Regions from separate parts of the Homo sapiens genome. Here regions 1 and 2 are each linked to region 3. Evidence: chromatin loops called from intact Hi-C (ENCODE). Cell type or tissue: Calu3. All regions are shown on one strand.

The links. Hi-C counts contacts between places; a loop is a spot of excess contacts. Peaks named below come from ENCODE experiments on the same cell type or tissue, not always from the same donor. Only the 100,000 strongest peaks of a DNase experiment are listed, where the experiment ranks them.
Region 1: it touches region 3 in a loop (7-fold over the local background); 7 of 110 quality-filtered maps call a loop at or near these places.
Region 2: a loop joins it to region 3, with 4 times the contacts of the local background. A loop is called at or near these places in 6 of 110 quality-filtered maps.

The regions. Positions count from the first base shown.
Region 1 is chr3:18,754,687-18,762,686 of GRCh38, forward strand. No RefSeq gene overlaps it. Among named protein-coding and RNA genes, the nearest start is that of SATB1-AS1, 310 kb to the left of the region's middle. In Calu3, a CTCF peak has its summit at 3,650 (motif pointing left); a DNase peak (open chromatin) is centred at 3,575.
Region 2 is chr3:18,384,531-18,392,530 of GRCh38, forward strand. SATB1 (SATB homeobox 1) reads right to left here. Exons shown (of 11, transcript NM_002971.6): 8 at 1,869-2,081. Among named protein-coding and RNA genes, the nearest start is that of SATB1, 37 kb to the right of the region's middle. In Calu3, CTCF peaks have their summits at 4,779 (motif pointing left) and 5,024; a DNase peak (open chromatin) is centred at 4,771.
Region 3 is chr3:18,985,651-18,993,650 of GRCh38, forward strand. The region is part of intron 1 of LOC107986066 (a long non-coding RNA gene); the gene reads left to right. LOC105376978 (a long non-coding RNA gene) reads right to left here and starts at 4,342. Exons shown (of 4, transcript XR_001740610.2): 1 at 4,261-4,342. In Calu3, CTCF peaks have their summits at 3,198 (motif pointing left) and 3,400; no DNase peak of the experiment used is centred here.

The sequences.
Region 1 (8,000 bases), 230 kb before region 3:
CTCAATGCCAACGTGGGTATCAATGGGAATTAGTCAGACTAAAATTTGGGCTAAATAAAGCTTAAATCACAATTATCATCATTTGATTAGAAAAAGTAGTTCTAGTTGATTCTCTATTTTACAAATGTTTTTCTCTAATTGTAAAAGCCCACTCTGTGGATTTATCTGCAGAATGAGCCCATTCTATCCTTAGGGTTTCTATGAAGTCAATATGAGCAATGCAGTATACAAGAGCAACAGAAATTGCTTCTGTAGGCTGCTGGAATGCGAAATTTGTAAGTGCATGTTCATGATACCTCAGGTCAAATATATTTAATATAATAGTATCTTGTACTTTAGTAGGGGTTGGTAAACTACAGGACCACAGGCCAAATATGGCCTACTGCCTGTTTTTGTAAATAAAGTTTTATTGAAAGACAATGATGTTCATTCATTTATGTATTGTCCATGAATGCTTTATGGGATGAGGGCAGAGTTGAGTAGTTGCAACAGAGACTGTATGCATGACCTATAAAGCTGAAAATACTTGCTATCTGGCCCTTTAAAGAACTAAGCTTGCCAATTCTAGACTCATAGAATTCCTTAATCTGATCATTTAAAATTTACTTGTTATCTTCATCACATTCCTCTGAGAGGAAGTTTTTCGTTTCATTCCTCCCAGCCTTGTTTTTCTGCACTGACGACTGTAATGCAAGGAATTTGAGGATGATCAGAAGATCAAATAGAATACTAAAATGATTTATACTTCTTTCCTAACCATAGCCATTGACCAAGAGCATCAGCAGTTATTGACAGAGTGACATGGCCAAAAGAGAAACACCTCCTGTTGGAAAGATTTTGGCCAATTGCCTCAACTCAGTAGGGGTATCACAGGTGACAGTATCCATTGGAAATTTATCAAAATAGTAAGGAACTCCAAAGCATCGAAGTGGAAATCAAACTAAGAGCAAAACTAAAGAATAAAAAACACGTTGGCTCTAGAATTCAGATCGAGTGAGAAAATGTGCAGGAATAAAACAAAAGGCTCTAAAGGAATTGCTTGAATGTGGAGAGGTGGTTGGGGTTTCTTTTCATTGGATGATGTCTCCTTAATAATTATCCTGCAGAGGGTGGACAATTTCTTCATTTTCACGGTAGCTATCTTCTGTAGGAATATGTGGGCTAGTTTTTTAATCTTCTATCACATTTTGCATGAGCTGCAGACAGCTAGTAAAAAGAGATGAGAACATGATACTTAGAAGGGTGGTCTTCACTCAGAGCCAGGAAATCTCTCCACTTCCACTTACATGGTATGAACAAATGAAAACTACCCATATTTCCATCAAGTATCTGAGTCTAGCATCTAGAATAGCATATGTTTTAGAATTGTCTCACTTGTCACTTTTACATCTTTTTTAACTAGGGAGAAATTAGTAAATGTGACCTGAGATTAGGATGTCTCCACTGAAAAACAAAAACAATTTTATTGGTACTGTTTTTATTGTTAAGAGTTACTTGGTAAATAGAGAAAGAAATAATCAAATGAAAAGAACAGATTGAGTGGCTCAATTCTTACCTTCTTCAGGTGCAAAAAAACTGAAGGTACCTGTTCACCATGCTCCAGCCACTCTGGACTTGCTTTAGTCCTTCAAGGTTACCCTGTCCTTTTTCCCCTTGCCCCAGGGTTCTCAACCCTTTTGGTCCAAATGACTTTACTTTTTCTCATTATTTCTTAGCCTCAGTTTCCTCTGTTCTTTCTCCTCTTTTCTTCATTCCCCTTATTTTTATTGTTTTGTCCCTTTTTCTACAAGCAAACCTGAGACCTATGCAAAGCATATATAAGCATTCTTTATCTTGACTATGACCTCAGAAGTTGCTGACCTCTGCTTTGTTTACTGGAAATAGTATGTCTACTTATTCTACTTCTTCCTAGTCAAGCCTATGCTTTTTCAACCACCTGAAATGCTTGCAAACTGGTAATTAGGTTTTGTGTAAACATTTAAGAGTTTTATTTTCTTTTTAGAAAGGGCTGTTAAGTACGATTTGGTTGGGGATTTTGGCACATCCAATCTTTATTTTTTCAAATGACTTATTAAAAAGCAACAACCCACATATGTTTTATGTAACACAAGTAAGAATTCCGTTACCCAAAGTCATCATCTCTACTCAATGTTCTATAAAATTAGAAGATTAGATAAAATTATTAATCAAAGAAATCAAAATGAGAAAAGCAAAATAGGTGTTCGTTCACGGTTGTTTTGCCTTTGTTTTTATCTAAAGAACCCACAGATCTGCTTGTCAAGAAATTCTTTTGAGGCCTTTCTATAAACCAATTAATCTTTAAAATTAAAGCTTGAAGAAAGAAAAACTATTGTTGGGTGTCAAGATAAATTTGAAGTTGAAATGATCTTTGAATATGCCGTTTAATATTTGAGAAATGTGCTACCTAGTAGTTCATATCTACAACTCTTCTGCTAATAGGTGAAGATAACCTTTCTGAAGGAATGGGATCACAGATTTTTTTATTTCACCTATATTTCCATAGTCTCCTTTATGACACACTTGTCAGCAGGTGTGTCAAGTGTAGAGCCTGAATAAGCATCAAAGTTTGAACAAGCACTTGGACAAAGAGAGCCCTGTCCTCCTGATTCGCTCTGTTGTCTATCCCCACACCCTGGTCCATGATTCTCTACTACCCTTGTCCTATACCTGCCCCTTCAGTTTTATCTCATAAACCCCCCTTTCACACTATCTTCCAGCAACACAAAGGAGAATTACCCAAATACATTATTCATCTTATGCCTTTTCACATCTCTTTCCATTTTTACTGAAATCCTTCCTTTCTTTCTTATTTATTCTTTAAAGCCGTGCTTAAGTATTAGCCTTTTTTATAAGCCTACCTCAATGCCCTACTTCCGGTGAAGTTAATTTCACCTTATCTAAGTTACTTCAACATTTCTTCCACATTTCTTGTGTTGCATGGGTCACACTGTTCAGAAACTGTGTGTTAAATGTTTGTCTATCCAAAGGTCAAGTGCTGGGACCTATCTTTATCCCTACTACCTAACTTTGGGGCTGGCATATAGAAGGGATCCCAGATATCTGTAGAACTGAACTGATGAATAGATAAAAGCAAAATTCTATGATTCCTGGGAGATAAAACACAAAGCTTGGACCTTCTAACCGGTGTGAATTTACCTATCATAGACATTTTAAAATTTCAAAATAGATTGCTGTTAGGTCTGTAAGAATTATTTTTGTAACGTCTATAAAGTTGACTGTTGGGCTAAGATTATTGGAGATAGTGATTAGGAGATAGGGTGAAGTTTAATTCTTTACATGGCTGAACTTCAATCAGGTTCACCAAGAAATTTTAGGCCACATTTATTTATTTCAAAAAAAAGATAAAATCTAGTATCTGTAAAACCACCAAATACGCACAAGTCCCTCCTTTTAATGAGTCACTTGAATGCAAAATCAACTGTAATTCAAGAAACCAAAAACAATAAAAGAAGTGAGCTTTGTCAGACTGGACGAACTTGTTCTACCTGTTACAGACAAAGAAAGGTCTGATGAGGTCCAGGAAACGGAGTTAGTTAGAGCTTAGATTGCAAAGGAGTATTCTGTGTCTCCCCCTACTGGTTGGTGGAATAACTAAATGGAACAACCCCCCAGGAATCTAAATGGCCATGATCTCCTGACAGCTTTGTACCATCTGATCACCTGCCTCTGTGAACTTTCAATAAGGAAGGTTAATCAGGAGTTCACTTCAGGATATTTTCTGTCATCCCCAGTTTTCTAACTCTGGTTAATTAGCATTCTGCATTTCTTAACAATTCTAACTTCACATCCCATTGAAATAAACCATTAAGAAACCTACTCCTCGCACATTTTAATTCCAGGCTATCTCTACATTCTGACTACATCAAACTTGTTTTAAAAAGGTTTTATTTGAAAATAATCCTAAGTGTTACCACAAGGGATACCATTTCCTCTAGTCTTCAAAGGGTTGTGTGAGCCCACCATTAAATATGGGAATACTAAAAACAAATAACAGTAGTTCTTATAAATAGCAACACCAGATACGATAAATCCACAGAAAATTTTGGGAATAAGGAATTACAGAAAATTTATTTGCATTATTCCATTACCTTTATTTGGTGATTATATATCTAACAGATTCAAATTCTAAAATAATTTGAAAAGCTTATTATTGTGCATATTCATGAAAAGAGTTGAGACAAGCCAAGGACCTACAAAAGAAGATATTGTATGATAGATAATTTACAAATCAGAAAATATCCTCATTCTGTGGTAACAGTTAAATCATCCCCAAGGTTTGTCATTATCAGCTATGAAGTGTAGGTTATACAACAAATAATAAGAAAAAATGAGAAGAGCAAATTAAAAATGGGTAGAAGTGAAGATTTTCATATATAAGATCAGATATGGGAACCAACAGTGAAGCATCAAAAAGTCAATGCAGTACTGAGCAAAGAAAAACAACACTAGAAAAGAGAAAAGAAAATAAACCACGACGAAGAGAATGGTTTCTGAAAAGTACAAAGGGCACAAAGGAGCATACATCGCAAAAGTCTTTGTAGGTCTGACTACTTAGAAAGACATAAAAGCTAATGGTTAAAATGTATTCATTATATTTTGTTTACTACATTAGGGAACAATGTTATACCTTATATGGAGAGTTAGATTAGAAATAATATAGAATTCTAAATTTATTCATAAATATTTATTGAGTGCCATATTATTTGGGATATGTTAATTCATTAAAAAATTCTAAAAATATCAGCAGCTTGAGGTGAGGATTTGTTTCTCACTTGTGCCTTAGCTCACTGCCGATCATTTGGGACCATGCTCCTTCTACCATAAGATGCTACCGTCTTTAACAAATGGCCTTCAAGTATGCTGAGCAGAAGGAGAGACAGCATCATTCACGAAAGCTTTTTATGCACCAAAGCTGGAGGTAGCTTATTTATGAATTTTATACACACATTCCATTGACCAGAAGTCAGACACAACTCCACTCTAAATGCCAGAGGGTTCTGGAAAATGTTGATTTCCTACTTGCTCAAGAGAAGGAAGTTGATTAGCAAAAACATTTTCTGTGTGAGGGTCTGGAGATTCATCAGTGGTTGGCAGGTGGAGGGAACAGACAAAAAAAATTCCATCTTTAAGGTCAGAAGATAGACAACAAATGAAAGTTAAATGCACAGTATATTAAATGGCGATGTGTGAAAACTAAAGAACCCAGGTAAGGAGGATAGACAGCATGGCAGGAGTCAGTTCCTACTATGTTACTGCCTTGGGAAGGAGACAAGGGAGCTAGTCGATATGCAGAGGAAGGAAATTTCAAACAGATGATACTGTAGATCCCTGACTCAGGGGATCCCTGACTCAGGGGGATGGCTGGCATATTAGAGAAACAGCAAAAAGCCCAATGTGTCTGGAGTGGGATGAGCTGCTGCTGGTGGGGGCATTAATAGAAGATGAGAACAGTGAGATAATAGGGAAGGCAGCTTTTATGCTGTTTGTAGACCATTGTGAGAACTTTCAGCTTTTTTTAAAAGTGAGGCTAGAAGCATTGGAGGGTTTTGAGAAGAGGACTGACATGCACAGATTTACTTTCTGTGGTATCACCCTGGTTGCTGAATTGAGAATAGAATGTAAGGGACAAGTGTGGACGTAGGCAGACTAATTAGGAGACCATTGCGATCATCACAGTGAAAGACAACTGAATCAGACTGGTAGCAGTAGAACTGATAAAAAGTGATTGGATTGTAGATATATTCTGAAAGTGGGGTCAACAAGATTTGTTGATTGAGTGTATGTATGGTGTAGAGAAGAAGAATCAAGTATAACTCCAAAACATTGTGCTTTAGCAAACAGATGGATAGAAGAGTGTGGGAGGGGCAGATTTTTTAAGAGAAAATAATGATCTGACCAGGAAGTAAGTTTTTAACATGTTAAAGTTGAGAAGATTATTAGTTATTCCAGTAGAAATGCTGAGATGACCCTGAAAATAGTGTCTCTGGATTTCAGTGGAGCGGTCTGGCTGGAGAGAGAAATTTGTTAGTTATCAGATTCTAGTCAGATGAGATCATGAAGGCAATGAGAGAAGAGCTCAGCAGAGCTGAACTTTGAGGCACTGAACATTTCAAGGTTGGGTACATGAGGAGGACCCACCAAAGGATAGGAAAACTTTGTGGCTAGTGAGGTAGAACGAAAATCAGTTGGAAGCTAAGGGAAGAAAATGCTTCAAGAAGAATAGAGAGATCAAATGTAACAAATGTTGCTGATAGATCAAGTGAGAGATAAGAAATGAGATGAGACCATTGGATTTAGAACATGGAGGTCATTTATATTCCTGACAAGAGCTTTGTTTCTATCAGGTGGTGAGAATGAACTTGGCTAGAGTGTGTTCCAAGAGAATGTGAGAAGATGAATTGGGGATTATGAGTGTAGATAATGTTTGTTTTGCTGTAAAGAGAAGGAGAGAAATGAGGTACTGGATGGAGTAGAAAGTGGGTTTGAAGAAGGTTTGTATCTATCTATCTATTTATCTAAAGACAGGGGACACAGGACACACAATAAAATTTAAACTTCAGATAAACATATATTATATATATATAATATATATATGATGATTCTGTAGACAGGAGTTGTTATTGGACAAAGATGATAAATTTCTAGAACAATTTTCTTGAGTTGACAAAGGCAGATGGGATTAAGTGCACAAGGAAAGGGAGGCTTTTCCTGGCTAAGGGGACATCACATCAGTAACAGGGAAGAAGGCAGTGACTTGACCTAGATAGAGGTAGGTGGTGGGGGTGGGAGTGGGAGTGGGAACTTGTGGAACTTCTCATCTGATTGCCTCTGTTTTCTTGACAAAATGGAAGGGAGAACAAAGGAGGAACTGTTAGATATTTGAAGAGAGCAAAGGTACAAAATCGTGACCTAGGAAAGCAGGAGGGTGACTGGGCTGGGGAAATGCAGTGTGATTGTCTGTCCACACGAAGGGCTCTCTTGTGGAGAGTGAAAAGGAATTGAAAGTGAGGCGAGTCAGCAGTCCTGTGTTTATTTCCAGCTTCATTAGTTTCATAGGTGCAGGTGAGGAACAGAGGAGAGTTGGATTTGACCAGAGTTGCATTTTTCACGTGAGTAGGCCAACGAGAGAACAGAGAAGATGAGAGCATTTGCAAAGAACTGATGCAAATGATTGGCTTCAAAACTTCAGCAGGATAAATAGTGGAGTGAGGATGTAGGGTTAAGAGGCAGTTTCAAACATGGGGTCAATGCAGCGTAGATGCCAGTACTGAATCGGGGTACTAGGGGGTATCAGCAGGGAAGATTGAAAGCAGTGAACAGAGAGAGGTGAGTTTAGAAGATATTACAACTTTTGGTAACAACAAAGTCTAAGGCCTGACTACAAGAAGAGATGACTGAAATAGTGTGGAGAAGAGTTCAAGAAAGTTAGAAAGCAAGGACTTGAAATTATCATCTTCATGGACATTGAAATCACTAAGAATTATAATAGGGATCGTTTTGTGGAAAAATGACACTCTGTCAGGAAGTAACATCTTCAAAGAACCAAGAAGGGATGGACCTGAGCCCATAGATGAATAGGGAAAGAAGAGATGATCAATAACAATCTGCTGACAGTGGATTCAGGGCTGGGTAGTGTCGGGAAGTGGGAGGCAACAAGGATTAAAGAGGATGCCTGCTTCACAGCCAGCCTAGTGGTAATGCAGAGGATGGGAAAGAAATGCGCTCAGGGGGAACCGTGTTCTCAGGAGACAGACTGGTTTCAATTTGAAAAACAAGATAGGTGAGAAGAGGTTGAAGATGTTGGAGATTTTGATGATGTCCACCAGTGAGTTTCAAAGGGCCCTGTGAAAAGGATTCAGGTAATTAAGAGAAGTCGGAATTGTGTTCTCACAGAGCTGTATGCAGATTAGAGTAGGGGACATAGGACACAGAGTGAAATTTAAACTTCAGATAAACAG
Region 2 (8,000 bases), 600 kb before region 3:
ATTGCAGATTAAGTGATAAGTAAAGTAATTCTCTGCTCAGAGCCCTGTCAGTGGTGACTTCAGGAGCAAAGTTAACTAATAAAAGTGTGTGTATTAACACTAAACACTACAGAAAAAGTACCAAACCAAATTATTTTATTTCATTTCGTATATTTTTTCTTTTTTATCATTCCTAGAAGTCATAGTTTATCTTTTCTCTTTAACCATACTTAGAAGTCATATTTTTTATACATAAAGAGTTCCTCATTCTTTATCTTAGGAAATATTTTATAGAAGCATTTAGAGATCAAATTCAATAACTTTGTGTGCGTGGGCAGGTGGGTGTGTACATACGTATATAGATGCCATGCTTTTCTCCTAAAGAAGCATGACTTTTTTATTCACAATTATAGCAATGATTTCCTTATAGTCTGTTCCTATAGACATCAAGACCAGATTGATTTTCATTAAATAAACTAGTGAAAATGGATTTTGTGACATTTCTAAAAAGTAATAGTTTCAGAACCTTATGATAAGCAGTTTATTTAGCTACTCAACAAGTGGCTAAATATTTCTTATTTATGCAGTATCCGTAGTACTTTCACTCTTTAGTGTTGAATGAGTTTTTTCTAGATTTCTATACATGAAAATGTATAACCACTTTCTACCATTGATGAGAATGAAGTAAAATCGAGATACAATTTCACTATGAGATTGTCATATGAATATTTCGACTTTTTCTTCCATGTTCAATTTTTATCCAATTTTAACTGACCTTATTTTTAAGAGCTGTAAATGTCACAAGTTAAACATGTAAGAAAACACATTTGCAGCCGGGCGCGGTGGCTCAGGCCTGTAATCCCAGCACTTTGGGAGGCCGAGGTGGGAGGATCATGAGGTCAGGAGATGGAGACCATCCTGACTAACACGGTGAAACCCCGTCTCTACTAAAAACACAAAAAAATTAGCTGGGCGTGGTGGCAGATGCCTGTAGTCTCAGCTACTTGGGAGGCTGAGGCAGGAGAATGGCGTGAACCCGGGAGGCAGAGCTTGCAGTGAGTGAAGATCGTGCCACTGCACTCCAGCCTGGGTGACAGAGCGGCACTCCATCTCAAAAGAAAAAAAAAAAAAGATAATATATTTGCTTGTGGTTTTTGAGTCTAATACACTAACTAGCAAACTTTTATCTAAGGGTTTGTAATGCAAATTGATTTACTGAATTATAACAGTTATGAGGTTACTTTTAAAACTTAGTTTAAAAAACAATACAGATTCACATACCCAAAGTTACCCGGAAGGCAACTTTCTTTCCTAAAAAGTCCAAAAATTTTAAGAAAGAGAAAACATGCCCGTATCTTGGAGTATGGATAGAATTCCTTATCAGCCCCATTTAAAGCTGCCTTCAAGGATTTTATTAAACTTAATTATGAAAGATTACAAATGAGATGGTGTGTAATTGGTACCAGCTGCAGTTCGTACTGGAAAGTATAAATACAAATGAAATTATTTATTTTTATTTATTTACTATTCAAATGGCGATTCTGAAACCAGTTGGGAAAAAACTGACTTTATTCTTTTTCTATTGAGTTTAAAATACTTTACTTAATAACAACAGTAGAGACAAATATCCCATTTAAAGACTACTTTCACCCCCAAATAACCCAAAGAATGAAGGAACACAAAGCAATTTTCTTCCCTCTATCTAATTAGGAGCTTATTGTTTTTATATCAGAATTAATGATTTGGGACCAAATTCTCCTCAAGCAACTATACGAATTTAAAAACATATAAATCTATGTATCTATCTATCTAATTTCTTATTGAGATTCTTCCTCAAGCATTAAAAAAAAGCTAAACAAAGAAGGGCAAGGAGGAAAAGGAGACCGCACCTGGGGAGGACGGCTGGGTGGTGTGCTGATGAGGGGGGCAGGACCCATGGCCGAGGCAGCATTCAAGCTCCTTTCCCTTTCGTCCTGGTATATTCGGTCTCTTTCAGCTTCCGGTAACTGCAAGAAATTCTGCATAGCCCGAAGGTTTACCAGCAAAGACTGGGATGCAGTCTTGGGGTCCTCTTCCTTTCGGAGGATTTCTGAAAGCAAGCCCTGCAAGAAATGAAAGGCACAGGGTGAGCCTGCTGCCTTGCTTTGCCTGGCCAGCAGTGATCCTTCCCTTTTCTTCTCCACTCTGTTTAGAAAATGAACAGTCAGAGGCATTAATTCTGCATAGGAATATATTAGTTACAACTGAAGTGGTAGAGAAGAGAGCCTCAATTGTATTCTTAATTTTATTAAGCATCTGCTTTACATATAACATAAACTGAAACTGCCTAATTGGTCTCCTTCCTTTGAGTAGCTTAACTTGCCATGAAATCTTTCACAGAGAGACGATCCAGGGAAGTTAAGAATAAACGAAATCCTTATAATGCAACAGCACTGAACTGTATAGTTCCCAAGCTGCCTAGACAAAGGCAGTGTAATGCCTACAGCCCAATATGTAAAGATACAAAGCCATTTCTAGAGAAGTAGAACTTTCAAAGAAAATACCAGAAAATGAATTTTAACATATTAGAACAAAGGTTATTACTAAAGCATCACCTAAGGTTTATGCTGTATTTTCACAGGCAATGTTTAAAATTATTCCTTAAACTCTGACTTATCAAAGTACATGACACTACGTGACCCTTTCAATTTACCATTTTCAGAGAACCTCACTGATTATCACAAATGATTCTAAATACTATCTTGCTGTATTATACCACTGGGTAACAGGTTTAAATTTTGAACTTTAAAAACCATAGACAAGATTTGAAATATATTAACTAATTTTCAACATTGCGAAAGTCCATCACAGCATGCCAAGGAAAAGAGTATCAAATTCTGTAATTATCAAATTTCTTGGGGAATAAAAATTGTTAGTGATAGAAGAAATTTATAAATCATTAGAAAACTCTTAAGGTGTCTTTCCCCCCTAAATAACAGAACATCAATTTTCAACTAATTTTTTTAACTTTTGGAAGAACTCTTTCAAAAATGGGTGGTTCTCCCCATTGCATTTAAGAGACAATATGAAATAAAAGAATTGGAAAATTTTCTGTTCATTTTATAAGGGCTAAGCAGCTCTTCTCTCTTTAATCTTGTACATGAAATAATGCTTGGAATAGTAAGACATATTTGGTTTCTTCACTTAGCCAGAGTATCAGCTTCAGAATAAAATTTTGTCAGGATTTCTATATAATTTGCAAATCTACTTTCCAATATCCTGCAGAAACAGTTAAAGGTATATTGGGGGAAGGAAGGTAACGTGTCATGTCAAAACAATGAAGCCCCAAGGTTAAAACATTTGTTTTTTTCATGGTTTGTTAGAAGTACAAACCTGGTTTTGTTCCCAAATTTAAAGATAATGTACCATGTTGCCGAAATGCAACAGTTGGGTGCAGACAATACAAAAGTACTGATACTTCTTAAAATGATTTATAAGCTGGTATTTAAAAAGAACTTTTAACAGGTGCAGAGGGCTTCAGAGTCCATTTTAAAGTTGTCTCTCACTTAGTCTCTTACAGCTAAAGCCTGGAAATTGGACCTGAACTTTCGTTTTTACCCTAAGAAATGTGACTGAAGAATGAAGGGCATGTGTCCTTAGGATACTAACGAGTAATGCTGTAACTGTGTCTACACAAGAGCAAAACATCTAGTCAATTTAACTAAAATTCAGTCAAACAGGCAGTCAATCATCCAGCTATTTAATTTGCACAAGGCCACCTAATTAGTTTGACTGTGTTTCTGATGTGCCATATTGAAAGTAAAACATTCAGGTCTCAAAAAAAAAAAGTTTGAAAATAGGTGTAATGAAATAACCCTTGCTCTTTACTCCTCTCCACCAAATGTTATGTCTTAAAAAATGTACTTGACAAAGCAATATATTCTCAACTACACAGATATGGATACATGAAAACATCAGTATAAACACAATATGCTACAAATTCCTTGAGCATAATAATCTAATATTCACTTTCATCATCCCAGCACAATGTCTCTCATGTAAATGTTTGATAAGTATTTACTAAATGGACTGATCATGTGTATAAAGACCACAATGGAGAAAACAATCACAAACAGGTGATAGAAACTTAAGAACAAGATGTGTTACCCATGAGTCAATTCTAGTAGTAGTTATTAGCACTCATGTTGGGCCTACAGTGAAAAGTTCTGTGGCATTTTTTGAGATGTTTTTCCTAATTGTCTAATAATTAAAAAAATTAGATTAGGGCAAAACATAGTTATAAATATTTAGGATGTTATTTGGGAAACTTGAAATTAGGTATTTAAAAATCCCAAATAACAAAGTACTATATCACATATTTCTATCAAAAATATTTCCTGAGGCAGCAGAGATCTATAGTGAGAAAGTCAAATACAGGAAAACATACAAAATAATATTCTTTCTCAAGTCTTGCTAACATATAAGACTAAGTCATTTCCATATGGTTGAGATTGGAAGGTAGTTATGTCACTTGGGAGAAAATTTTAAAAGTTCTCTACCTATATTTTGATGTTGGTGTGACTTCCTATTTAAGCATACAAGTGTTTTTAGGGGCAAAGCATTTTACTACCACTTAATTATTCTACTGGAACAAGGTTTTTTGTTCGTCTGAAATATGTTGATGGTATAAAGTGATGTTTCAAACCCTGAAACACTCAAAGAGCTTTAAAGCAGCCAGTGTAGACAGTCTCAGGTGTTTCAGAAACCTTTGGGTTTTTTTTTTTTTTTTTTTGGCCCAGAGCTTTCAATGAGGGGAGTGCCCCCTGGTGGAAATGCTTGAAAATATTGTCAGAAAACATTTTGATTAGTGATAATTACTTAAAAAAAAAAGTCACTTTAGAATAATTTTGGATGCAAAATGACTGCTATCAGATCCCAGATATGGGAATGTATGTTTTGGTCCTGTTCAGGTTGTTGTTACTTGAATAGCTGCACTCATATTTATATGCTGAATTCAAGATATATGTGGCCACCAGTTCCCATATCCTATAATTGAAGACATAGTACAGACTTGCCAAGGTCATTTGTAGTACTGCCCACACAGTGGACAGTAAGCGTGACCTTTTACCAAAAATTCTTCATGCTAAAAAATAGTATGAAAAGGCCATCATGTACCTTATTTATGTCATAGAATATGCTGAAACATCAGGACTAAAATATGTCATCAGTATCAAGAATCATTGGCGCTCAATAAATTTGTTGAATTAAATTAAACAAAATCATTAGTCATTCTTGTGTCTGAAAAGAACCTGAGAACTTGTATGTTATGTAGGAAGTTACCAGTACCTCATAAATATTCATTTTATTGAAAATCAGAAGCTGCCTTTCATTGGGACTTCACATCTTACCAATAATTAGATGTGTGCTGTATCTATGAAAACACAAAATTGTTTTGCATTGTCATTACATAGCGGTTAAGTCAGAGTTCTAATTTTTTCAACTAAAGAATGAATTTACTGCTGAATTCCTAAACCTGTTTTTACATTCCAAAAACAGTTTACAAGTTATTACAAGTAAAATTCATTAGTAGTTGTAAAAGAAAGAAAAAACCTCCAATAAATATTATCAGTATTTCCAAAAGCTAATTATGAATTCTTTAAAACAGCAGATAAGCGAAAGAGACTGCCAATCTGAACAAAAAGGCTGTCTGGCCTCCCGTTTGTCTCCTCTTTGAACATAATCACTGATTCAAATAGATTTTATCAGCTTCATGGAACTTCAAAGCCCTCAGGAAGAAAATATGATTTGATGAAACCTCCCTCCTAAAAAGAAAATACATAGAATATTCTTCAAGGCTACCTGCCTCTGTTGTTTGGTGAATTTTTAATCCTATGTCCAGGTAAAAGACTATTTTCAAACTCCACCTACTACCATGGATTCATGCCAAGTAAGTTTTAAGTAGACACATTTATCTCTGTCGTTTGGCAGGCTAACCAGAGAGCTGTCTTGTTGGGGTAATAGCACCTTTTTACCTTTTATTCAATAGTGATATGGATAGTGGACTTTTCTTAAATTACACTGTGAAGAATTATAGAAACACAGTAGCAATTTCTGTTATACTTAAGCAGGCAAATTTCTCTCCACCACATAATTTACAGAACTCAAATTTAATAAAACATTACATGATGGTCCATTACTGTTATCAGTTTTGAATAATCCATCTTCATTCTTTATTTTACTGGAAAATAAAGTGTGCCAAAAGACAAGAGGAGGGGGAAGAAAAAGGGGAAAAAAGCCACAGAGTGGGATCAGAGTTAAACTCTGAATTTTATTCTTTTAAAAATCAAAGGGTATTAAGGAATGTATTTGCATGTATCAGAACCATTAAATAGCAATAAGATAGAGAAGTGAATTGAAAAGTAGAAATCTAGAAGCTTTGGCAATTACTTTTAGCCATAGGTTTCCATTAAAAAGACATCAAGTAGGCATAACTGAATGAATGACATATGCTAAAAGCTGATATCTTCAACGGCAATTAAAGAACCCATGCCCATCAATTCAGAAGGGGAAAAATTCCTTAAAACAAGTAACTATATAAGTTTACCATAAATTTTCAGAAAAGGTAGGCTTAAAAAAAAACCCATGTGCGAAAGTCTTGGGAGGGTAATGTGTTAATATAGGGAACCCTATTAAGATGATAAGAAAATTCTCAATAGTTAAAACCTAAGACCCAGGGTTTTAAAGTTATACAGAGCTTCAATGACTAAAATAACCCTCAATTCATACAAGTGTTTTCTATCATATTAAGGTCTTAATGCCGTTTATAAGAAACAGTATCTTCATCTGACCCTATCATGTAACTTTGTATTTGTATGTACATATTTTACATTAATTTTTTTTTTATTATACTTTAAGTTTTAGGGTACATGTGCACATTGTGCAGGTTAGTTACATATGTATACATGTGCCGTGCTGGTGCGCTGCACCCACTAAGTCGTCATCTAGCATTAGGTATATCTCCCAATGCTATCCCTCCCCCCTCCCCCCACCCCACAACAGTCCCCAGAGTGTGATATTCCCCTTCCTGTGTCCATGTGATCTCATTGTTCAATTCCCACCTATGAGTGAGAATATGCGGTGTTTGGTTTTTTAATGTTTTAAAAGTTGGAGTTGGAACTGCACATTGTACTAGGTGCACACAAATGTGTGATGTGTGATTTAACTCTGCAGAGCTCCTTGTCTATACATACGCATTAGCATGTGTATTTTCATACTCCACACTCACACCATACCCTCTGCACCTGCTTTTATTGAAATGCATACACTTTGAAATCAACACACTACATCCAGTCATACCAATGCATAATCATTAAAAAATAAATGCAGCTGTGTATGTATGTGTGTGTGGTTTTTAAGAATGACCAATGAAAATAAATTCATGCCTGCATGTGCAAAAGTTAGTTCTCAAGGAATTAATATTGAAATATATATACAAATTTCCTCTTAAGTCAAACATCTTCAAATATGGCCCTATATCTACTTTGACTGAAGAGTATCAATTATCAATATAAAGCTTTAAAACACCCTTCATAATCCAGGGCACTAAATATTTTTTTGGTAATGACTTTTTTTCCTAAATTGGCTATTATTAATAAGGAGGTATCTGCAATCAAGCTATACAAGGTAAAGTTTTCATTCTCCTCTCACAGAAAAAAAAGTCACTGTTTTTGATATTAACCACAGAGATGATTACCTTTTTCAAAGAGATTAATATGGTATAAAAGAGAAAATTTTGCCTTTCTTCCAGTAACAAATCCTGTAGATATTGTGGAATTTGTCCTTTTAAGGACCAAAGGCAGAACAAATGGCCAACTCCTCATAGTAATGGCTGTAACATCATAAACCCAAAAGGAGAAAAGCTGTAATGATGGGTGACAACTTTATCCTCACTTCTCTGAGTTCTACTGTCTTAGCATTCTTCACTATATAAAGGACACTTACTTAGTGCTTTAAGAAATAACTGCTCAATTTTTAAGACACCA
Region 3 (8,000 bases):
CTGCATAGTAATTGGTATTATTACTGGAATGAATGGGAAAGCCACATATGGATGAATGGGTGGGGCTACAAAAGGGTATAGCCTGAGAGACAAATGGTAGCTTTTCTTTTCTCTTATCCATGCCTGTTATTTCAAATAACCATCCACAGTGGGTGGAGGAAAAGGGATAGAAAGTAGGAATATAGTGGAGAAAGCGTGAAGCTGCTTATCTACTACTTTATATCATGCCCCTTCCTGTCTGCCAGTGCCCACACTTATTAATTATAATAGAGTATATCACACATCCCCTCCTGGAAAAAACAAAATCTGTCTGTTACAAAGGGTAGAAGGATAGACTCAGGTGAAGGGTGTGGGGGTGGGGGGAGACATAGGGAAGAGAAACACTTCAGGTTAATTGGAGCTGAGAATATAAAATACTCGTCTTAAAGTGTGTGCTTCAGTTATGAGAAGGAAAGTGTCGAGATCATAATGTTTTCTGTGCAAGATTCAACACAGCATGGGTGTTTTAAAACAAGCAGCAATCATTTCTCATGGAGAAATTATAAGCAGCAGCTCCAGGCTCAGGACAAGCGCATGGGAGAGCCGTTCTTTTCATTTCTCTAGAAAGGCACAAGGAGAAACACGGTAGTTAGCAGATGAGTCCCTTGAACCAAATGGCAGAGTTACTGACGAAGAGAATTATATAGTTCAATTTACTTATTGCTTTATTCATTCAGAAAGAAATGACACTGAATTCTCCTGGAATTTTACATATTAGGAGGGAAGAAATTTTGGTTTTAAAAATCAAACTGTCTGGCTTCTGCAGAGGTTGCAAAGCAAATTGGTCAACTTCATAATCAGGAAATAACAGAAAATTGTTAAATGATTTATTTGGCAAAGCTGGCTATGTTATTTCTTTTAGAGAAGAGACCTTTTCAGCCTGATACAAAAACAGCCTTTGCCCTGATAGACACAGTTTTTGTTTGCTTGCTGTCATCCTGGGTGCACCTATGTGGCATCTGAATCACTATTAGGTCTCTGTTTAAAGATTCATTTTTTTACCAGAAATAATTTCTCTAGAGTAATAAACAATGCACTGCATAACACCACTTTAAAAATTCTTAGAAATAACTGCAAGGAAATTAGTTACAATTATTCACATAGTTCCTCAAAATGGTAGCACATAAGAAGAAAGAGGGGTCCCTCTCACCCGTTTTTTGAAGACCATCTTTGTTTACTTCATTCCCAAGTATTAAGAGATTGCATGATCCATTTGCATAGGATAACTAACATATACCACATCATTTGCACGTCTGCAAGTACACGTGAGTAACCGTAATTACACGTGACACCAATTACTCTATTACTTTGTATTAAATTATAATGGAAAATTCCACTAGAGAATTGAAGCCTAATTGCATCTTAATTTGCATAATTTTGCATATTAATTACATCTCAGATGAATAATAAATTTCAGCAGATTTTTAATTTATGCATAGACACAAAAACAAGTGGAGAAATAATTTAGAAAAAAATACCAGCAACTATTACTTAGGGCATTCAACTAATTTTGCTTAGTTTAGCAAAACAAAACTTGGTTTGTTTAATATAGCATCTTTAGACTGATTGCTGTTTATTGCACAATATGTCAGTCTTGAAATATAGGTGCAGGCATGATTTTTCTTAATAAAAAAAGTGTTCAATTGTAGCATTTTAAGTTCAGTTTTTTATAGTTTGATAAAACTGTATTGGAGATAATATTGTTTCATTGGAAATATCTTTAGTTGTGATACACTTTGATTGAGACTTAATTTCTGTTGCAGTTATTTTAAATGCAGGGGATTATAAAAATAGAATATAAAAATATCTTTGTGAAGGAGATCACTAATAAAATATATCAAGTGTTTTCTTTCTTGAATTTACTATGAAGTCACTCAAGATTGTTTTAGTGATTTTTGCATGAATGATTCAGAGTGAGAAATTCCATGTGTTTCATTTTGTAGCATATAACAATTTAGAGGAATGGCTTTCAAAGATTACTACTATTTTCTGACTGTTTTCTTTGTTTCTCATTGCTTGCATGGTAAACAGTAACATTTGTTCTTAATTGCTAGAGACCTGGGTTTTAAATTTAGTCACCTTTACTTTGGATTTATTAAATAAACAGAAGGTATATTTCTCAGAGTTAATTAATGCATTTTAGTTACATAGCTGTATCTAGGTTGACAGTCGTTAAAAAAAAAAGAAAAAAAACACCAACTTAGTGTTCCTCAAATGACAATATGTAACTGAAAATTCACTCAGTGTTCCTCAAATGACAATATGTAACTGAAAATTCATTTCGTCCACTTCTTGCCTAAACCCAATCCATATTGCTTTATACCTGCTGCCACTGTTAAAGGATGGGCGGAAACCTTTAGCTCTGCCTCCACTAAGTCTAATACTATGATCATTTGCCAAATTATACAAAAAGAGAGGATGACACGTCCTAATAAATCAGGAAACTGTCAGGATTAATAATCTCAGCCGTCATCTGTTTTCCTATAAAAGCCCTACTGGCATCAAATATTTTCCAGTTTGTTTTGCAGTTCTGTTGGTGCAGAAACTGGACCTGTGCCAGCCTGGTGCCGTGCAACCTCAAAGAAGCCATTCTATATGTCTTTTATCGCATTAGTCTGAATTTCACAATTGTGCTGGTTCACAACGCAGTGAGCAAGAAGTCTTTACAACATATGTTCCCCTTCTCCGGTTACCAATCATTGTTACAATTTGCTATTTGATAGGCAACACTTTGAGCTTAAAGGCTTAGATTTGTCTTTGTTTCCTAATGTTTCAATATTTTCTGTTTGCATCAAAAAAGTTTGCCTCATTCTTAGGCAAGCTAGAACCAATGGAAAAATAAAAACTCACCAGTGCTTTCTTTATTACATGAATTTCTATTAGGTGTTTGACTCTGGTCTTTGGTTTCTGTTGCCAGGTTACAGCCCTAGGAACATCTTTGATTATTTGTATGTTTAAAAGCAGAAATAGTTTAGCTATCTAAAAGAACCGAATCGATGATTGCATGTGTTTTTTCACTTTTTTTGTTCAACCCTTTTGACCAGGTTCTTATATTAAAGAGAGATTTGAGCTGGATGAATGCCTCAAACCAACCCAGTCCTTCCAACATTTAAACAATGGTTCCCTCTTGTGGCTATGCTTCAATAGTGCGATTTAGGAAAGGAGGAAAGTAAAAATCTCGTGACTATAAAACAGATTTTGACAAGCATACTGTAGTAATCTACTTGCACCTTGTATTTAGAGGCATTCCCAGAACTCTCAAGTCTTTCTGATTTATTTTCAGTAAGGTGTAAGTTTTGGTGTTTGGGGTGAAAGAATAGCAAAGCATCCTGATGCTTATTTCCTGGTGGTATCAGAAAAATACTCTCCTATAGGGGATAGAGTCCACATTTTGGGACATTTTTGAATATGTTGAAGTGTATGTTGGAAAAAAGGCAGTTTAGGCTGTCTCTGTAGCTTTAGAAATAAATGTATAACTTCACTATTAAAAATATAAATGATTTCCTAAAGGAACATCCTAAGTGTACAATTAAATCTAGATTATGCTTGTCCTTTCAGATTTTATCCTCAAAGATCATCTGAGAGGGGGTAAAAATCTTACAATTAACCAGCTCCTCTAAGATGATCTTTCCAAGCATCTTTGATATATGCTTTTAGAAATTTATTTTGAGTCAGATTTCCCCAGGGGCCACCATCTTACACTCTCCGAATTACTGTAAATAAAGAGCATTCTTCTGACACCGCAACTGTAAACAGCCCACAAATACTTTCTGTCTGTGTTAAGCTATGTTCAGAACAGCAACAGACATGTCCCTTAAGTAGATTTTTTTTTTCTTAAGACTGTGTTTAATGTAAAAGTAAAGTGTCGTTAGTAACAGAGACAAGAATCTGCACCAAGGTCATATGACTGTATCTACAAAAGATTGCAACCATCCACGCAAGTCGGATGCGATGTGTTTCAGTACACTTCAAAATTCTGAGTAATAAAAATGCCAACTTTCAATTTTACTTTAAGGATCCTTTTGAAAGAATGAAAGCATTCGTACTTGTCAAGCCATTTTCAAGCCACAATATTTCTCATTCACCACAGAGTTTATTTATTTGGAAGTTTAACATGGAAAATGAGGTTCGGGATGGAAACGGACATGATTTCTGTGTGTCGAAGGAGGGTGATAGAGAGCTAGTCGTCAAGAAGCAAGAGTATGGCGATAATATAATTACCGACAACATATCACTTAGTCTTCTGATTCCAAATGAACTCCTTCCGTTCCCTCCCTCATTTAGCACAGGCTCAGGCACCAAGTTACAAGTCTCTTCACTTCATTGCCAGGGCAGCTCCGCATGTTTTGCTCATGAGCCTCCATTTTGTTTAGAAGTGCACACCTTTCTATTGTTAATAAAAACACAGGCAGTTAATTTTTCACTATTCACCTGCAAGATGAGTCACATCAAAAGCTCTCATAAGAGAGGAAGGTTATGTATTAAGGAAATAGGACTAGCATCAACTTAAGTTTCAGCAGATTCCAAAATTAAGAATGATTTTTCCCCCCTTAAAATAGTGAGCTTAAAAAGCAAAGTTATTTCCCATTTTGGTTCTCTGATGCCACTTTCTACCACGACTGGGCTTGGGAGGCACCTTTGCACATGCATTTCCTTTTGTCAGATTCAACCCAGGTCTGCTCTGAAGCTTCCTGTGGATTTAATGCGGAATCCACTATAATTATTTCCCTTGGACTTTTTCCCTTTCTTTTGTTCATTAAAAATGTATAAGACTAGGCTGGGGGTAGTGGCTCACGCCTGTAATCCCAGCACTTTGAGAGGCCTAGGCAGGCGGATCACCTGAGGTCTGGAGTTCGAGACCAGCTTGGACAACATGGTGACACCCCGTCTCTACCGAAAGAAAGGATACAAAAATTAGCCAGGCGTGGTGATGCGCACGTGCTGAGGCATGAGAATCGCTTGAACCTGGGAGGCGGAGGTTGCAGTGAGCCAAGATCATACCACTGCACTTCAGCTCTATCTCAAAAAAAAAAAAAAAAAGACATGATTAAATGAAACAATGACCAGGAGATGTTCCTCCACAAATGTGTAGTGATTGATTACCCTCTTGTGGGTATTAAAAATGTCCATCAACTCGTTTTTTTATATGATCTGTACCATCAAACTGTTAATTGCTCCTTGCATTTGCTCACTTTTTGTCTCTGCTTCTGTCTCTCTCCCTCTCTGTTTGTCTGTTTCTCTCTTTCTTGATGAGATTATCAATGTAATTCACTTGCACAGGAAAAATAAAACCTAAAAAGCCAATTGGCTCCTTACCTTCCTCCTTCATTCTCTTAGGAAATCACAGAGGCACTTGGAAGTTAGCAAAACAAAGAAGGAAATAGGGGAACTGTAACACAGAGGAAACCAGAATTTAATGATCCAGTAAAATGTCAACCAAATATTCAGGCTTTGAGACTGACACTTATTTGCCAGCTTTTTATTAATATTTTGCCAAAAAAAGGTGAAAGAAATCCTGAGGATTACCTTATATTCTGACCATTGTTTAATAAAGAGACTTTAGCAAAAAAAGAACAGGTAGAACATAATCTCAGAAAGAAAAAAAAAAGACATCCTTTTCCATTAGCTATATTTAGTTTTTAAAAATCATCACATTTATCTCATTTTTCTTCTTTTTCTTCTTTATGCTTTTATCAATTAGATCAGCTAAACTTCAATATACAGTAGTGCTAGTCTATAGACCAAAATCTGGAATGCACAAGCTCACTATTTGTTGTTCTTTAGAGTCCTGGTCAAATTTACCTCTTTCAAGAGATTCTTCTTGATTTCCCATGTAAAAATGAACAGTTGTTTCATCTAAGCTCCTATTCATTATTTTATTTTCATCTGTTTTATTTTGAATTTTATTGATACTACACTTACCTCCATCTCCAGATTGTAAACTCCATGAGGTCAGGAATTCTTACTACTTATTCATTTTTTAAGGAGCACTCCATAAATGCCAGTTGACCAAATGAACCCAAATCTGACAGAAAAATATATGATTTATGCACGAGCTGGTTTTTCCTTCCACGGAGCAATAACTCCTGGTAGGCACATAGAAGGGGGGTTAGGAATGTTAGGAAGGGAAATTGATCATCATGCTGGCAATGGCACAGTGCCTAAAAGGAAGATGTAAATTCTCCAAATTGTTCTCTCTATTTACATATGTGTATTTATATATATGTGTGTATGTGTGTATGTGTGTGTGTGTGTATTGAGGGTTTAACTTCCAATCCCCAGATATGTACACACATATGTAAATATGCACACACACATTACACATATATACATCAAGTTACTGGAACTTTGCTCTAATTAAGAACACAACCTGAAGTTTCAATATGGAGAGGAAAATATGTATTTTTTATTGGCCTTGCTCTTGGTTAACCACTTTTATTTTTCAGATTCTCTTTGCTAAACCTGATTCCTGGTGTGCTATGATACAAAGATCTGTGGCTGTCATGGGGTTGCAGATTTTAGCATTAGAAAGGTGTTAGGAATTTATCTGTCTCAGCTTTCCAAATGTATGGAACAGGAAATTGAGACCTAGGAAGACAAAACATCTAGGTCTTCTGACTTGCCAGCCAGTGCTTTTCCCACTCAAACTATTAAATTGACAGAAGGGAAAATCATGTGGCAATTTGTGCTTTTAAAACAGAGAATTTTTAGAGGCAATCTAATTATTTTTATATTACATTAAGAAAGGAAGAAAGGGAAGAAGAGCGAGGCACCAAAATCAAGAAGGTAAGCTCTTTGGAAAACCTGGTTTTCATCAGCTGGTCATAACCTCTGGAGCAAAGACTGGGCCCAGAGGAATATTCCGGACTGATCTACTCTTGGCAGAAACTGCTTTTTGGGTGAGTAAGCCGCCCACTAGCCTTTTTTTTCTCCCATCATCTAGATAAAAATGAGTGTTTAAAAACTGTGCTAAAATTTTCAAAAACACCTTAAAAAGATTCCATTACTTAAAGTGATTTGGATAATTGTGTTCAATGGTAGCCATTATTTAAAAATATAATTAGTTGCTGAACTCAGAGAAGGAGGGAAATTTCTGCAGGTGTTTCTCATTATTTGCTATGCATACAAAATATCTGCATAAATTACCATTATTATTCCAATGTATACTAAGAGACAATAAAGCATTAGCAAGCAAAGAAGAATGTTGTTGACCCACAGACTGTGAGAGAGAGGCCTGGATGCACAGTAATAGTGTGTTGGCCTTCAGTGCTGTTGCTGCACATGTGCAACCGCATTCAGAATTAAAAGAAACAATTTTGCACCTGTAACAATGTTACATATGGAATGTAACTCCATCAGAAAGATATTTAAAATAGGGAAGGGGGCAGGGAGAAACAACAAAACAACTGGAAAAAAATAAGGCTATAATTGTTTCAAAAGGTTGACACACACTTAAACTAGGTATCTTGGATTTCTTTGAGTTTAAAGCCCTAGTAGAACAGACAACTGAATGTTTTTAAGTATGTGGTGCATTTGCTGTTTTTCTTTCATTATTGTTAGGGTTTGATGGCAATGTTATTGTCAGTATGGTCCAACAGAACTCTCTACAATGATGGAAATATTCCATAGCTGCACAATCCAGCAGTAGCCATTAGCCACATGTGGCTATTGAGCCCCTGAAATGTAACTGGTGCAACTAAGTAATTGATTTTTTACAGTTTAATGTTAATTAATTTAAATATAAATAACCACATCTGGTGGCTAATATAATGGACAGCATAGGGAAGTTAATTGCATTGAGTTGTCCTTGTCAATAAAAATGGTAACTAATATCTTTTGAGTACTTACTACATACCAGGCACCGGGCTAAATATTATCTCATTTAATTAACACCACAACTGTATGAAGTAGGTACTTTTATGCTTGAGAAGACTGAGGTCCGTAGAAATTAAGGTATTTGT